Regions from separate parts of the Homo sapiens genome. Here region 1 is linked to region 2. A link is a loop called in an ENCODE intact Hi-C map of the cell type or tissue named here. Cell type or tissue: CD4-positive, alpha-beta T cell. All regions are shown on one strand. Each heading gives the region's core, and the rest is flanking DNA. Links, peaks and the distances in the headings are about the cores only.

Region 1 (7,483 bases), core at 2,249-6,248, 230 kb before region 2:
CAACAACTGATTCCCTGAAAAGTCTAAGGAGAGGAATTAAACAGAAAGTGGAAGCAATTAGATAGTTACCACTACTAAAGTTCTATCCCTGCTTTCAAGTATGTATAAAATATTACAAAAAATAAAAATTGTTTGGAGCTGATTACTCAGCTAGTTTGACAAATCCACTACACTTACAGCTGCTCTTTTGGGGAAACTCACAGCTGCTCTTTTGGGGAAACAGTTCCATATTTTTTCCAGACAGATATTAAAATGAAACTTCAAAGTTTCTTTTAAGAAATACTTAGAACAGCGGTTCTGAACTCCTTCTTTAAAAAAAAAGTTTCCTTTAATACACCTGTAGTAAAAAATTATCACTACAGTAGTTCATTAAGGCACTGATTCTTAAAAAGTAGACCTATTGAAAAGTTGTAGTTGTAAAATTTGGCCACTAGGGGGTGGCCTATGCAGCAAATTTTTTAAGTTTGGAGCCACAGGTTTTTAAATCAGTGATTTAATGTCCCAGTTTCCTATCCTATTGCTCTTTCCAACAACTTCAAGATTTAAACAGACCAATAATAACCACTGAATCACTAAGATCTGACTCCTAGCTCCGAATCAGAAATTAACACTGGGCAACTGTACCGTGCTGTGCTCACGGCTACCCAGTCCAGGTGCTGGGGACTTAGATCTGCTGTGGTCAGGTCACTTCCCCCCTTGGGGCCTTGGTTCCTTCATCTAACAGGGAAGGCAGGGCTAGATGGATGACTCTCAATGGGCCTACTTGCTTTGCTTTGTTTGTGAGGGGAGAGGAAAGCTTTCAAACACCTCAGCATATGGAGGCAGAAGAAAAGGTGAGAACTTCTGAATTACATAATCTTTACCGTGTTTCTAAGTGAAACAACTGTATAATCCTAAATCATTTAGCCTCTCTTGGCCTGTGGAGTTATTTGTAAAATAAGGAGAGGGAGAGGCCAATCAGCAGGGTTGTTAATTCCAACATTCATTTCCATTAGCGATGCTCCACTGCTACTTATTTTCTATAATAGGAATCTGTATCTGATTTCATTATACAAAAAAGTACCTGCTGCTTCTAAAAAAAAGAAGAAGAAAAAACTAAAAATCCCAAGTTGATCTTCAAGGCACCTTAAAAATTTATAGAAGTAGAAACATGAGCCAAGCCAAACAAGAAACTGGCAGAAAACTATTTGAGAGGCTACATAACCGATACACTCTGAGGTGGAAAAACAGGACTTAAAATGTAGCAGGAACCAGATCAGTAAGTTTTCTTTAAAACAAAGCCAAGATCTTTAATATAAAGTTAGTCTACACTGGAGGCCGGGTGGGATAGCTCACACCTATAATCCCAGTACTTTAGGAGGCCAAGGCAGGCAGATCATTTGAGGTCAGGAGTTCGAGACCAATCTGGGCAATATGGCGAAATCCTGTCTCTATTAAATAAATACAAAAATTAGCCAGGCATGCTGGCAGGAGGCTGAGGCACAAGAATCTCTTCAACTGAGGTGGCAGAGATTGCAGTGAGCCGAGATCTCGCCACTGCAATCCAGCCTCGGTGAAAGAGAAAGACTCTGTCTCAAAAAAAAAAAAAGTTCATCTACGCTTGAAATAAATCCATCACCTTTAACCTTTAGTCCCTATTCCTCCTCTCAAGCCGAAGAACAGCTACTACAAAACTGTAATATAATTTGAGTTATATTTTAAAACATAATTCTGCTTCATAAAATCTTCAAAGTCACATTGCCATAAATCTTAATAGCCAGTGTAGCTCTTTGTGAAGTACAGAAATTGTATAAATTCTCTTTAAGTTAAAAGGATGAGCTTAAACATAGCCTTTCTTATAAGTATCCTATGACACAAGATTTTGCAAAAAAAAAAAAATAGTTCTATTAAATTTGTTTTTACATTTCCTGTAAGAAACATAATAAAGGCATTTCCACCCACTTAGTGTTAGCTGACTTCTTTGATCTTCCTGAACGCACGCATATATCTCAGTTTTCAAAGCCTCAGCCACCCTGTTAATTTTAGCAAAGGTAAACAGAGAACACACAAAAAAGCAGGGATGAAATTCTACCTCCAAGAGAGTCACTTTATAAAGTGGTCTTTATCATTGTTACTATCAGATATTCTTAAGGAAGACTCAGTCTGTCTCACTTCAATTTCCTAATCCGTAAAATGGGAAAAATATCTACTTCATATTTTTTGTGCATATTGAGATAATGTATGCTCAGAAGTGAACACTTTGCTGCAAACATCTAAACATTCAGCAAATGATGAACTCAGTACAAATTAATTCTCCCTCCCAAACCTGGATTGGAAAAAGATGGAACCACTGTCAAGTTTTGGGACTTTCTGAAAATATATGACCCTAAAGAAATTTTGAGATGACCAAAGGGAATCGGACTCAAAGTGGGTAAAGCAGAAAGAACACACAGACTCCAAGAAACACTTTGGTCCTCCAAAATAGAAACATGATTTGTCTCTTCAATTTTCTTCCCAGAAAACGGCTAAAGCAAGGGTGGAAACAGCCACCAGGACGGACTGGAGGTGAGCTGTGCTGCCCACAGCGCTCTGCTTACTCCCATCCTGCCTATCTCTGCACTTCAGCGGGAACTCATAAGACACCCACCTGCTCCTGCCCAGCACTTTATGTATTCATGCACAGGATGGAAGACCTCCAACAAAGCAGCATTGTTGATTTCTTAGTGTTCTCCTCACCCCAGAGCACATGCCCAAGTCCCTTCCAAACCGTAAGGACTCTTGGAAAATAAACAAATGAACCAACCCCAAAATCCAACTCTTTCCTTTTGTCTATTCAAAGACTCATACTTTAAACTGATGTGCTTTCAAATGCGAAAATTTGTAAGAAAGTGGTTAATAATAAAACCTAATAAAAACATGTTTTTACTATAACACAATACTACCTTAACATAAACTTGATATTAAAGTAAACCTATTTGTCACTGTTTGTTGCTGTCTTCAGCATTACATTCACAAATGAATAATGAGGAACCTATGCTTTCCAACACAATATCCACTGGCCACACGTGGCTACTGAGCACCCAAAATGGGGCTTGACCAAATAGAGATGGGTTGCATATGTAAAACATACACTGTATTCCCAAAACTTCATACCAAAAAAAAAAGTAAAATATGTACAACCATTATATATTACATTTTTATAAAAAAAGTGAAATACTGCAATAATTTTATACTAATTACATGTAAAAATAATATTTTGGATACTTAAATAAAATACTGTATATTATTAAAATTAATTTCTTTTTTTAAATAGCCACTAGAAAATGTGAAATTGCACATGTGGCTCTCATTTGTGGCTTCCCTTGTGTTTCTACTGGACAGTGTTGTTTAGACATTAATTTTGTTTTGTTTCTGTTTTTTGAGATGGAGTCTTGCTCTGTCGCCGAGGCTGGAGTGCAGTGGTGCTATCTCGGCTCACTGCAACCTCCGCCTCCTGGGTTCAAGTGATTCTCCTGCCTCAGCCTCCCGAGTAGCTGGGATTAGAGGTGCACACCACCATGTGGTGCCAAGTTTTGTATTTTAAGTAGAGATGGGGTTTCACCACGTTGGCCAGGTTGGTCTCCAACTCCTGACCTCAAGTAATCTGCTCACCTTGGGCTCCCAAAGTGCTGGGATTACAGGCTAGACATTAACTTTTATAATACATTTGTCTTCCCACTGCAATGCCCAAAAATCTATTGCTGAGATTAAAATATCTTGCCAGGCTATTTTCATTGTCATTTCTTGGGAGGAAATACTGTGTGTTCCCCTCACTCCCCCACCCCATCCCACAAATACATATGCTCTCACGAACACATATTTATATATATGCTTTGTACACATTAAAATGATCCTCTGTATTCTTGCATATCTGGGTTTTCCTGGTGTTAATATTCTGTGCTACATTTCATATTGATTCGTTTTTATAACGTGCACTTTATCATAAAATTTTGAATTTTGAGTAGCTTCTTTTTGAAATAATTCTTTTTTGGATAGAAATGAGAGAAAGGATAGAGCACACAATATACTTCACTTGGCAATGCTGCTAACTAGCAGGATGTCTGCGAGTGAAAAGCCTTGGCTGAGTTATCAGACATTCTAACATTTCACATCACTACGCATCACGTCATGTCAAAAAGGGTAAAGGATCAATGGATTCAAAAAAGAGGAAAAACTCACTCATCTGACCTGCACATATCTATTTTAATACTGTTTCTTTTAATCTGTGAAGTTCCATGTTTGTGAAATTCTGCAGTGCAGAGTAATAAAACAAGAAAAATGTTTAACTAAAAAAACTACAGCAACGGGCTGGCTATCATTATTCATTTTCACCCATGTCATGCTTGAGAAAGCTTTGCATATTTTAAAAAGCTATGGATCCACTAAAGCTGTCAAAATCCAATCTCTGTATACTTCCCAACTTCTAGATTTGAGTAAATCAGCACTACATTTATAGGTTCATAAAGCTTTTTGACTCATCCCTATGACATGGTGGTTTTTCCCCTCAATTTGTTCTCATTACCAGCTGAAGTTAATGAGAAGGTGTTAAAGAATGATTTGCAATGGAATTATGTTTCTGCTTCAGAGTATCCACATAAGCTACCCTTTTTTTTCCTCTTGTAGAATAATTTGGTTTCTTAGGGCAAAGAATATACTCAAAAAAAAGAGGTTCATCTCTTTGTCAGCATATATGGTAAAACTAGTTGATCTCAAAAGGAAACACAAAAACTTTAGTATGCATCTTGAAAAGGACCACTGAAATCAAATATCCAATATCCTTGAGTGAATTATATTTATAAAAACAGAAACATTTTACACAGTCTTATAATAGAGTATCAGTTTGAAAAATCACTTGTGCAGCATTTATTCTACTAGGAAAGGACTATTAGAAAAACAAACCTAAAACATGTTTTTCTACATTTTAAGCTATAAAAAGCTAATTCTTAACTGGAAAACAAAGGAAAGGAATTCAAATTAAGATGGTTTCTGTATATGATTAGCTGCCTGCCATCTCAGAACACCAATTTATATAGGTTTTAATTCACAGTTAGAATTCTGTCAAAAGGAAGGGAAATTTCAGATAAAGATAAAGCACCACTAAGTATGAGAATATTATATCTAAGTTACAGGCAGTGAGCCACAATGGCTCAGTCAAGTTTCTCTACCTACTTGGTGGATAAGGAACAGCAGCTCTTCCATCCTTCCCAAGAGGTCGGTCTTCTGTCCCAACTGCAGGCATTTTTGATGAGCGCAGAGCAGGTGATACAGCCTAAGAACAGACGGTGTTATTAAAACAGAGTGACGTGTATATAAGTAGGGCAGCATTCAAATATTTCCTAATGTATGCCTATTGGTAGATGCCTCTTGGTAGAAGCGTTTACCAGGTGAACCTCTAGAAATACCAACAGATAGTGAAACAAAGGAGATGGTTACAAGCTTATCAAGTGTAAGAAACAGTGAATTTTTTTCATGGATCTTGTGAGGGCAGATTGCGCCATCAAAGGAGAGCTTGCAGACCTTAAGCAATTCTTCCCTCCCAAGTCAATTTTCAGGGACACAGTGTTACATTAGGGTGGTGCCTCCAGTAGTAACTGACAATTGGTCTGGTTTCCCTTATACTTGGAAGCAAGCAGCTAAAAGGCATAATCTCAAGCCCTCCAATTCTTTTTTTTTTTTTGCATTTATCACAACAAACTATGTATCTTCTGTACCTATTTTTATAGTTACTATTTATCTTCACCAAAAATAACCTTATTGTGTAAAATTATTGAAATATTCAGAAGGTTTTTCTCTGATCTGTTATTCAAAAACAAACCAAGTGCATTACTGGGCAAGATTATCTTTAACATTAAATGAACTGGTGATGAATTAAAATAAAATATAAAATAAAGCAAAAAATGATTTTTACAAATAGAAGGCCTTTTATTTATTTATACTTATACAATGTCACAACATTGAAATGTAAAATTAAAATTAAATTCAAAGACACATGAGATGACAACTCAGCCAACAGCCTCCCAACTCCATTTACGAGTAGTAAGATGAATTAGCAATATATTCTAAGGTAAACCGCTCATGTGATTAAATGCCAGACTAAAAATCAGAGTAAAGCAAAAACACTCAGAGAAATGAAAATTTGATTGAAAATGTCCAATTCTCCTTTTCATGTTAATATTACTAAAAGTATATTCCCAACAGTTAAACATTTCTTCATTAAGCTTAATAGTAATTCATAATTTATACAAAGAATAAGTTCAGTGGCCCAGAGCAGAAACAATTACCAGGATGGTGGTCATGAACAGATCAGGCAGGCCACTCCAAAATGCTTGCTCTGTTCCTTTCTTTCTCCTCCTTTGACTTGTACCTCCTTTTCTTTTCATATTGGATTCCCATCACCATTGCCAAAGCACCTATCCTAACCCTCTGTATCTTTAAAACCAAACCCAGGCAGCACTTGGCCTCCAGTGGATAGTCAAATTCAATGCCTGGATCAGCAATGAAGAAATGAGTCATTTCTTCTACCAGAGTTTTTCACATTTTCATGTCCTTTTCCTTCATGTGGCCACTGTATAAATTCAGATTCTAGTGTTCCAATCCAACAAAAGTTACCAGATTAGAGGATTCCTGCTTTCGGCATATCAGACTGGAAAAAAAAATAGCCCTTCTGCCAGTTCAGTTCTATACTCAGCAGCCCTCAGAGGAACACATATTAGTACAGTTTAAAATCCAAAACTTTCCTAGACCTATCAGTCTCTAATCATCCAAAAAAACAGACCAATGGTCTGTTCCTTATCCCTGAAAGCTAATCTAGTTCGTTTTTGTTGTTTAATCAAGGCTCATTCCACACTTAAACTAATGTCCCTCCCCCTTCCTCTCAATGACCCCTTCTTTCCATATTTCAAGTACAATCCATTCTTCCAGACCATTATGATCTCCTCATCTTCTAAGTACTTATAACAGTAATGGTATATAATATCTGTTAGATACATTTTATTTTAAAGTTTGGGCTTTAGAAATGTTTCCTACTTAACTTTCAAGCCTTAACTTAAACACTGCTCCCCATCACTTGGTCACGTCGTATCTGAATGTCCAGCAACTTTAGATTCAGGTCTATTATTGTACTCACAGCAATAAGTACATTATAACTTTATGTGCCATTTCTCCTTATGTCTGTGAGTGTCTCAAGTATAAGGGTGGTAATTTAATCATATTTCTAACCTCAATGACTAGCCTTAGTACCACCACAAAGGAATTAACCTTCAAACAATTAACAAATGTATGTAAAACAGATGAATAGGGAGGTAGATAAGTGAATGAATGAAAGAAAAGTAAACTAATAAGCTGACCTTTTTGAAAACAGAGCCTATCTTACTCATCTCTAGATCTCCCAGAAAAAACAGGCACTTGTATTTGCCCAAAGGTACAGAGTTGGTTAGGAGGATGAGGACACACATTTCCTGACTCT
Region 2 (8,628 bases), core at 2,375-6,374:
ATTGTAGACAGTGCATATTTAGTGCTAAATATTTGTGGTAGAAAATATACCCCAAAAATTGGCTATTTCTATCCCCTTGGGAATTAAAACCAGAAATAATATGCTTTATTTTAACTAGGCTTCAATATCCTCGCATTATCAAATCATTAAAAATTTTCACAAATTTATTATAAGTCAATCTGCCGGGAGTGCAATACTGCGCTACATTAGAACCTCATAAAATACGTTTCATTAACTGATTCGACAAACATTCTTAAGCACATACTAGGCTGAATCTGATACTTCTCCTTCTGGACCAGAGATTTGTAATGCTTTGGGGCAAGCAATTGGCAGTTCTGTGCTTGCTCTCTGTACTATTTTGGGTTTTCCAGATTGCATGTCTTTCCCACCACTAACTAACAGGCAGTGAATTGGCGAGAATATTGTGTTTATTTAAAAAGCATTTGTTGCCAGGCCCAGTGGCTCACGCCTGTAATCCCAGCACTTTGGGAGGCCGAGGCGGGCGGATCGATTGAGGTTGGGAGTTTGAGATCAACCTGGCCAACATGGTGAAACCCCATCTCTACTAAAAATACAAAAATTGGCCAGGTGTGGTGGCATACACCTGCAATCCCAGCTACTCAGAAGGCTGAGGCAGGAGAATCATTTGAACCCGGGAGGCAGAGGTTGCAGTGAGCCAAGATTGCATCACTGCACTCCAGCCTGGGCAACAGAGCAAGACTCTGTCTAAAGGAAAAAAAAAAAAAAAAAAAAGTAAGAAGTATTTGTTTGGTAGATTAGGAGAAGTCCACTCAGCACACTGTATTAATCTCTAAAACTTAAATTAAAATGTAGAATTTAGTCAAGCCAAAACAGCAAAGGTATAATAAAAGTGTTAAAGACTATTAATATGAATTATAGTATATAATCATTAGTATTTTTAATTTAAATACATCTGTATCCTGAACAGAATATTTAAGTTTATATTCCAATTTAGAATTTTAAAATCACAATATTATGGTTTCCCTGTACACATTAATCCTGTATTATTACTAAGTTAATCTTCCTAATTATATCGCTTTCCTGATCAGAAATGTTTAATTCCTCAAAATCTATCAAATTAAGTCTAAATGTCTTATCCTTGGTTCTGTGTACTCCATACTATGACCCACCTACTCAGCCTTTTAGAGGGGAGACTATTTCACTCCTACCCTAAGCCCCAGGTAACCTGTTCTTGCCACAATTCATTCGCAGCCTGTAGGTCTTTGCACAGTAGCAGTAGCAATAGTTACAATTATAGATTAACTGCTATATATGCTGCTCTAAGTACTTTTAATTTTTCTTAACCTCATAACCTAATTCACAGTGAGAAAACTGAGGCACAGTTTAAGTTAAATAATTAGATCAAGAATACACAGCTAGTGACTATGCAAGCATTCAAACCCAAGCAACCCAGAGCCCGTGCTCTGAATCACTACACCACACGCATTAACAATTCCCCAGACAGGAACCCAAGTGTTTATCCAAGTGACAAGGACAGATTATAAATGTGTTATAGCCTTCTCTCAGACTATTTCAGAGATATGTCAAGCAATTAAACAAAAAGTATAATATCATAAAACTAACTTGTGTGTGTACCCTGTAGGATTATTCTCATTTTATGGGATACTTTATACATTTAAATGCAAGATGGTTGCTTTGGTATTACATCTCACCGTGAGGTTTCTTGGTAGGACGCTATTTGGAGTACGCTATGAAGACAAAGGGAAATGCCAAATAACTAAAAAGCAATTTAAGAAACAATAAAATGCCTCTATTAAAAAAAATGTTAAATAATGGTAATGTCATGCTTAATTTAAGCCAGCTAACAGGATTCTGCTATTTATTTATTTATTTATTTATTTATTTATTGAGATGGAGTCTTGCTGTGTTGCCCAGCAGAGTGCTGTGGCGTGATCTCAGCCCACTGTAACCTCTGCCTCCCGGTTTCCAGCGACTGTCCTGTCTCAGCCTCTCCAGTAGCTGGGATTACAGGCACCCACCACCATGCCCAGCTAATTTTTGTTTATTTTTACTAGAGAGGGGGTTTCACTATGTTGGCCAGGCTGGTCTCCAACTCCTGAACTCAGGTGATCCTCCTGCCTAGGCCTCCCAAAGTGCAGGGATTACAGGCGTGAGCCACCGTGACCAGCCAGGAAATGCCAAATAACATAAATAAGCAGCAATGTAAGAAACAGTAAAATGTCCCTATTTAAAAAATGTTACAAATAATGGTAATCTCATGCTTAACATTAAAGCCTGCTAAAAGGATTCTGCTACTATTTATTTATTTTATTTTTTGAGACAGGTGTCACTTTGTTGCCCAGGATGGAGTGCAGTGGCATTATCTCTGCTCACTGCAACCTTGGCCTCCTGGGTTTAAGTGATCCTCCAGCCCCAGTCACCCGAGTAGTTGGAATTACAGGTGCACGTCACCACACCTGGCTAATTTTTTTTTTTTATTTTTTGTAAACACAGGGTTTCACCATATTGGTCAGGCTGGTCTCAAATTCCTGGCCTCAAGCATTTGGGCCCCCTCAGCCTCCCAAAGTGTTGGGATAACCAGCGTGAGCCACCATGCTCCGCCTATAATTTATTTTACCCAAAATAAAATGACTCAAATATATTAGAGAATGAAATAGATTCTAAAATATCTCCACTTTGTATGGCTACCAATTAAAATATTCTCTTTGTATCCTTCAGTTTTTCATGACTGCTATCGTATTTCCCCTTATTTGAAACAAAGTTGTCTTTATGACTTATTTTTCTAATTAAGGCTAGATATTTTCTGTTATTAGGTTGAACCATACATTACCTTTTTCAACTACTTTTACCTACAAAAATGGACACTTCATATAAATGAATCTAAAAACTTGCTCAAAATTCATATTAAAAAGAGGAGACGCACTCAATGAAATTATAATTATTCCATTACTGTAATACTTTCCTGATAGAATACAAAATATAAACAGTTTATACCACTATCAAACTCCAAAGAAAAGTAATCATTCCCAAGAGAAAATATTCACAATACTACATTTAATTAGAAAATTAGAAAAACTGTATGGTACCAATTTCATTTACACATAAAACATCTAAAACTCTTTCAGACTTCAGTATTTTTATTTCTTTGTTCTCTCCATATGATGACTGTTTTCCTAATTTTCTAACTTAAATGTAGTGTTTCTGTAATTTTAAAAATATCTAAAAATAATTCAATCTTTGCTTAACTCTTTACCAAAAAATACTTAAGATATTAATTTACACATGCAATCTAAAGCAACTATCCCAAAATTTAAATGCCCTACTCCTTTTTGTTAACTCAGTAACAAAGCCCATGAAAAATAACACAATAATTTAATAAGCTATTTCTAAGAACACTGACGATTTTCTCCGTTGGCATAGATAAATAAATTTATTCTATATTATCAACTAAATAACCCTCATTAGCAGTTGGGTTTGGTTTCCTCATCATTACAAAATTATATGTACCACACTAACAAAGAGCAGACCAAAAAGCTAAAACGTAAGAGATTAATACAGAGAAACAGAAGATGACAGTCAGAAACAATCATGAAAGATAAGAAAGACACTTTTTAAAAAGCTTTATACCTCTCTACTACATAGGGAAAAAAAGTAAAAATATGTTTTCATATTTTAATGGACAAACAAAAATGTTGTAATTATCTTCTAGGTGACATCTTATTTTTAAAATTCTGATAAACAGAATCCAGATGTTCTGAAACTCTAATTTTACCTAAGTTAACTGCTAACTACATAGAACAGGCTTTGAGATGAATGTTAAGTTCTGGGACTTTGCTGATTACCCAGCTAAGCAAGCAATGTCACCCACAATGGTTCTCTTATTTATAGACCAAATACCCTAAAAAATATCAGGATAAAGGTTTGAGCTGAACAGACAAATGGACCATAAAGTAAACAGTTCAATTAGTCCATTGTGGTTTACCGCCCTCTGGCTGCTGTGGCAGGAGATATCACAGATAAAAAATGGCTGCCAAGAAAAACTAGCAAGGTGTCAAGCAAAAGTTGGCAGGAAATCCTTCAGGCAAATGTAAAAGCTTTAGAACAGAGCCTCGAACATACATTACAGTTAGTTTTACTCCTTCCTTTAAAAAAAAAAAACATTAAAAACATCAAGTAACAAAACATTTCAAACACGATCTGAAATTTTTCAGACACAGATTAACACAATATAGTTTGGAGATAATAAAAGATGGTTCTAAGAGACTAAGTCAAAAAGAGTTAATACCCTAACTAAAGATTAGAATTAGTCTTGCTTGAGAAAATCCCTTTGCATACTAAATAGAAACACTTAGATAAAAAGGTAAAAATTTTTACCAGAAATTCAAAGACAACTGATAAAAGTTCCTGCTCATAAAACTGTGGTAAATATATAAAGCAGCACAGAAAAATGAAACTCTTACATTAATTCAGTTTCCAGATATCAGATGCAATCTGAAGCTAAAAATCAGGCAACACCGGAGCCAATGTTTCCTGGAATCACCAAATTACATGAAAAACAGAAATAAAAGCAAAAGAAAATTTGCTACACCCAATTCAGACCAGATCCCATATATTCATCTTTCCTCAAAATACTATTCAATGTAATCTCACAATTTTGTCCAATTAGGCTCAAAACTAAATTTCTGTATCACTCTCCAATTTTCCACCAAAGAGTTCAGCTGGCAGTGAACCATAACAACCACAGTCCAAGGAAAAAAACAGTAACTGTTCAATTCACTGTCTTGTTAGTTACTCACAATTCACTATCATTTAAAAACAGTGGATCTTAGCCTGGTTTCCACCCCACCGCACCCAGGAGACACAATACTCTCATTTAACAGCAGCGGTTCACAAGGTTCTGATTCTCAGCATAACTGGAAAAGGACAAGAGTTAGGAAAAAAAAACAGGGATGGGAGGAAGAGGGGTGAGAATGTTCCTTTTGAGAGAGACATCCATGAAACACTTAAGATCGTTCTTTTAGACAAGTCTTAATAATCTGTTTGAAATTTATCAATGTTCAAAAAAATATGATGCAAATAATTTTTAAGAAAAAAACAGAAACCTTACCCTGCAGTTCATGATGTATTACACCCACTAGGTTGGGTTCATCTCCCCACCAGAATATCCATAACTCTTTGCAATCTGGTTTGACATCACGACGCCATACACAAAGCAGGTTAGCTTGCAGACAGCGGATGAAACTTAACAGAATTGGATCATCTTGGGCTGGGGCTGAAATTATGGGTCCACAGTCCCCATGCCCTCCAAAATTGTACCTACGCCATTTGATTCCCGTGAGTTCAGCCTGGAAAAAGACAAAAAATTGTAATCGTTTTCTCATTTTACTTACAGACCACTAAAAACAGTCTTCCATACAGAAAAGCAATTGTGCTAAAATAAATATTTACACGAAACTTCATATCATAAGATTCCTCCCAGTGAAGAATGTATGTCAATCTTCTCGAATTTTAAGGTGGGAGAAACTTTCTATCAAGATTTCTACATAGCTCTTTACATTAAATACTAAAATAAAACAAGCTGATAATCATTATTTCCTGTTGAATAATTTAATTTGTCTAAACACTTACTATAAAGTCTCTATGCAGAAAACTATTTTCTATGTTATCATTCAATATTCAACTCACAAATTATATTTAGAAATCAAGTAAGATTTTAAAAATAAGTTTGTATATATGAAATAATTTCTTTCAAATAATTTCTTCCCATCCACAAGCCACAGTTTAAGTCCTTTTTTAATTAGGGAAGCAGTTAGCATGAAGTACGAGAGTGTTTCATCATGAATGCCAAAAGTCTATTTAGGTAGAAGCAATTAAGAAAACTGATACAAAGTTATCAGCAATTTATTCATGTTTTTTAACATGTAGCAAACAGAAAAGCTTTGCTTCTATAACAATTCCCTAATGTAGTTTGGTATTTTATTTTTTACACACATTGTAAAACATGAGAACTTGCAACCAGCAGAGAACAAATACTGTATCTTTGATCCATTACATACGTTTATATTTCAAGATGTCTTAAATCTTAAGTTAAGAGCTAAACTTCAAAGAGGTTTCAACACAAGCGAAAGCTAAATTTCTTAAAGTTATAAACTACAGCTATATATTGAAAACTAATAGTAAAACAGATTCATAATTTAATTCTGTACCAAACAGCCCAGGTGGCCCTTGCATTGAATCCTTACTCACGCATCTCCTTCCCCACAAGGTCAGTTATTTTTGTTAGCAAGTTGTTTGCAAAAATAACATGTACCACTAGGTAGAAAACAGCCATATCTTCTACTAACATAATTGAAACATATTAAAAGTGCTAAAGCAATCAATCACTATAATGACCACATTTAAGAAAAAGAAAAATCACCTTTCATTTAATCCAAATTAAAAAGGTTTTGCTTCAGGCTGAGCACGGTGGTTCACGCCTGTAATCCCAGCACTTTGGGAGGCCTAGGCGGGCAGATCATGAGGTCAGGAGTTCGAGACCAGCCTGACCAACATGCTGAAACCCCGTCTCCACTAAAAATACCAAAATTAGCCGGGCGTGGTGGCGTGTGCCTGTAATCTCAGCTACTCAGGAGGCTGAGGCACAAGAATTGCTTGAACTTGGAAGGCGGAGGTTGCAGTGAGCCGAGATCGTGCCACGGCACTCCAGCCTGAGTGACATGCCACAGCACTCCAGCCAGGGTGACAGAGTGAGACTCTGTTTCAAAAAACAAAAACAAACAAACAACAAAAAAAAAGGTTTTGCTTCAAAAAAGTTACAAAGATAATATACAAACTAAAAATATCTAAAAATCAGTAACTTATATTTTACGCTGAGATACGCAAATCTAAATTTTTAATGAATATGTTTAGTAAAAAGCTGGCACTGGCATCATTTAGGGTTTCCCTATATGTTACTTGGTTTCCTCTAAATATAAAAGCACTACATGGCCAATATAAAAAGTTCAGAAGTAATACACCATAATCACATTATAATAATCACTAGCATCCTACTGTATATGTCCTTCCTCTTTTTCTGTACATATACTTTTTAAAGTTGGAACCATATTGCATGATTTATATTTTTCACTTATTTTTATATATTACTAATTATTCTTCAAAATACACTTTTAATCTTTGCATAATATTCTATTCATTGGAAAAAATATAATTTAGCCATCCCATACCAACTGGACAATCTTCCATTTTATTTCCACTACTGTAATTACTATAATTGGTTAACATCCTTGAACACTGTTATTTTCCTGATTATTTCCTTTAAAGAGATTGCTTGATACTGAATTACCAAAGAATATATCAAGACTCATGATGAGTGCTACCACGTTACTGTTCAATTAATAGTCTCCCCAATACAAATAGCCACCTCCCAAATTGCATATCTTTTAAAATATCGGCCAATTGAATAGAACGGTATGTACTTGTATTAATACATAGTCCTTGTTCTGCTAGGAGGAAATCAGTATGCGGTATCACATCTTTGATCAGATGGGGCCACCATTCCTGGGTTTGAATCCCAGCTCTGCACTAACTCATTGGTTAAATGAGTCAGTATACATATGAAGCATTTATAAAAGACAGTGTCTGGGACATAGCAAAAACTGTAAATGATATTTTCATTATACCACTAGTAGTAGTACTATTTCTTTCACTTTGAGTTGTCTGTTCATACCCTTTGTCCATTTTTCTATCTTACAAGTTCCTTTTTTTTTTTCTGAGATGGAGCCTCGCTCTGTCACCCAGGTTGGAGTGCAGCAGTGCAACACTGGCCTCCCAGGTTCAGGCAATTCTCATGCCTCAGCCTCCTGAGTAGCTGGGACTACATGCGTGCACCACCACACCTGGCTAATTTTTGTATTTTTAGTAGAAACGGGGTTTCATCATGCTGGCCAGGCTGGTCTCAAACTCCTAACCTCAAGCGGTCCACCCACCTCGGCCTCCCAAAGTGCTGGGATTATACAGGTATGAGCCACTGCGCCTGGCCAAGTTCCTTTGTTTCTTCAAATAAAAGCAATGTGTATGTTTTAATCAGAAACCCTGACATCAATCTATAAACATCAAAGAAGGAAACAAAAATAAAAAGAAGTTGAAATCCAAAAAGGTAAGCAGAAGATTTATTTTATTTTTTTTTTTTTGGAGACGGAGTCTCGCCCTGTCACCCAGGCTGCAGTGCAGTGGCGCGATCTCGGCTCACAGCAAGTTCCGCCTCCTGGGTTCACACCATTCTCCTGCCTCAGCCTCCCGAGTAGCTGGGACTGACTACAGGCGCCCGCCACCGCGCCCGGCTAATTTTTTGTATTTTTAGTAGAGACGGGGGGGTTTCACTGTGGTCTCGATCTCCTGACCTCGTGACCCGCCCACCTCCGCCTCCCAAAGTGCTGGGATTACAGGCGCGAGCCACCACGCCCGGACATCAAGGTGTATGTTTTAATCAGAAACCCTAACATCAATCTTTAAACATCAAAGAAGGAAACAAAAATAAAAAGAAGTTGAAATCCAAAAAGGTAAGCAGAAGACTAACTTCTTTTATCACCTAAGCTAAAGAAAGTATTCTGTGCCTAAGAGCCTTGT

The links. Hi-C counts contacts between places; a loop is a spot of excess contacts. Peaks named below come from ENCODE experiments on the same cell type or tissue, not always from the same donor. Only the 100,000 strongest peaks of a DNase experiment are listed, where the experiment ranks them.
Region 1: a loop joins it to region 2, with 4 times the contacts of the local background. A loop is called at or near these places in 87 of 110 quality-filtered maps.

What each region holds. Positions count from the first base shown.
Region 1 is chr12:115,997,816-116,005,298 of GRCh38, forward strand. It overlaps MED13L (mediator complex subunit 13L), which reads right to left. Exons shown (of 31, transcript NM_015335.5): 14 at 5,188-5,287. Among named protein-coding and RNA genes, the nearest start is that of LINC02463, 120 kb to the left of the region's middle. RefSeq lists enhancers at 201-702, 586-635, 703-1,202. In CD4-positive, alpha-beta T cell, for the core only: no CTCF peak of the experiment used is centred there; no DNase peak of the experiment used is centred there.
Region 2 is chr12:116,232,358-116,240,985 of GRCh38, forward strand. It overlaps MED13L (mediator complex subunit 13L), which reads right to left. Exons shown (of 31, transcript NM_015335.5): 2 at 5,111-5,348. Among named protein-coding and RNA genes, the nearest start is that of MED13L, 41 kb to the right of the region's middle. RefSeq lists an enhancer at 4,818-4,962 and a cis regulatory region at 4,890. In CD4-positive, alpha-beta T cell, for the core only: a CTCF peak has its summit at 3,967; a DNase peak (open chromatin) is centred at 4,004; H3K27ac peaks cover 420 bases.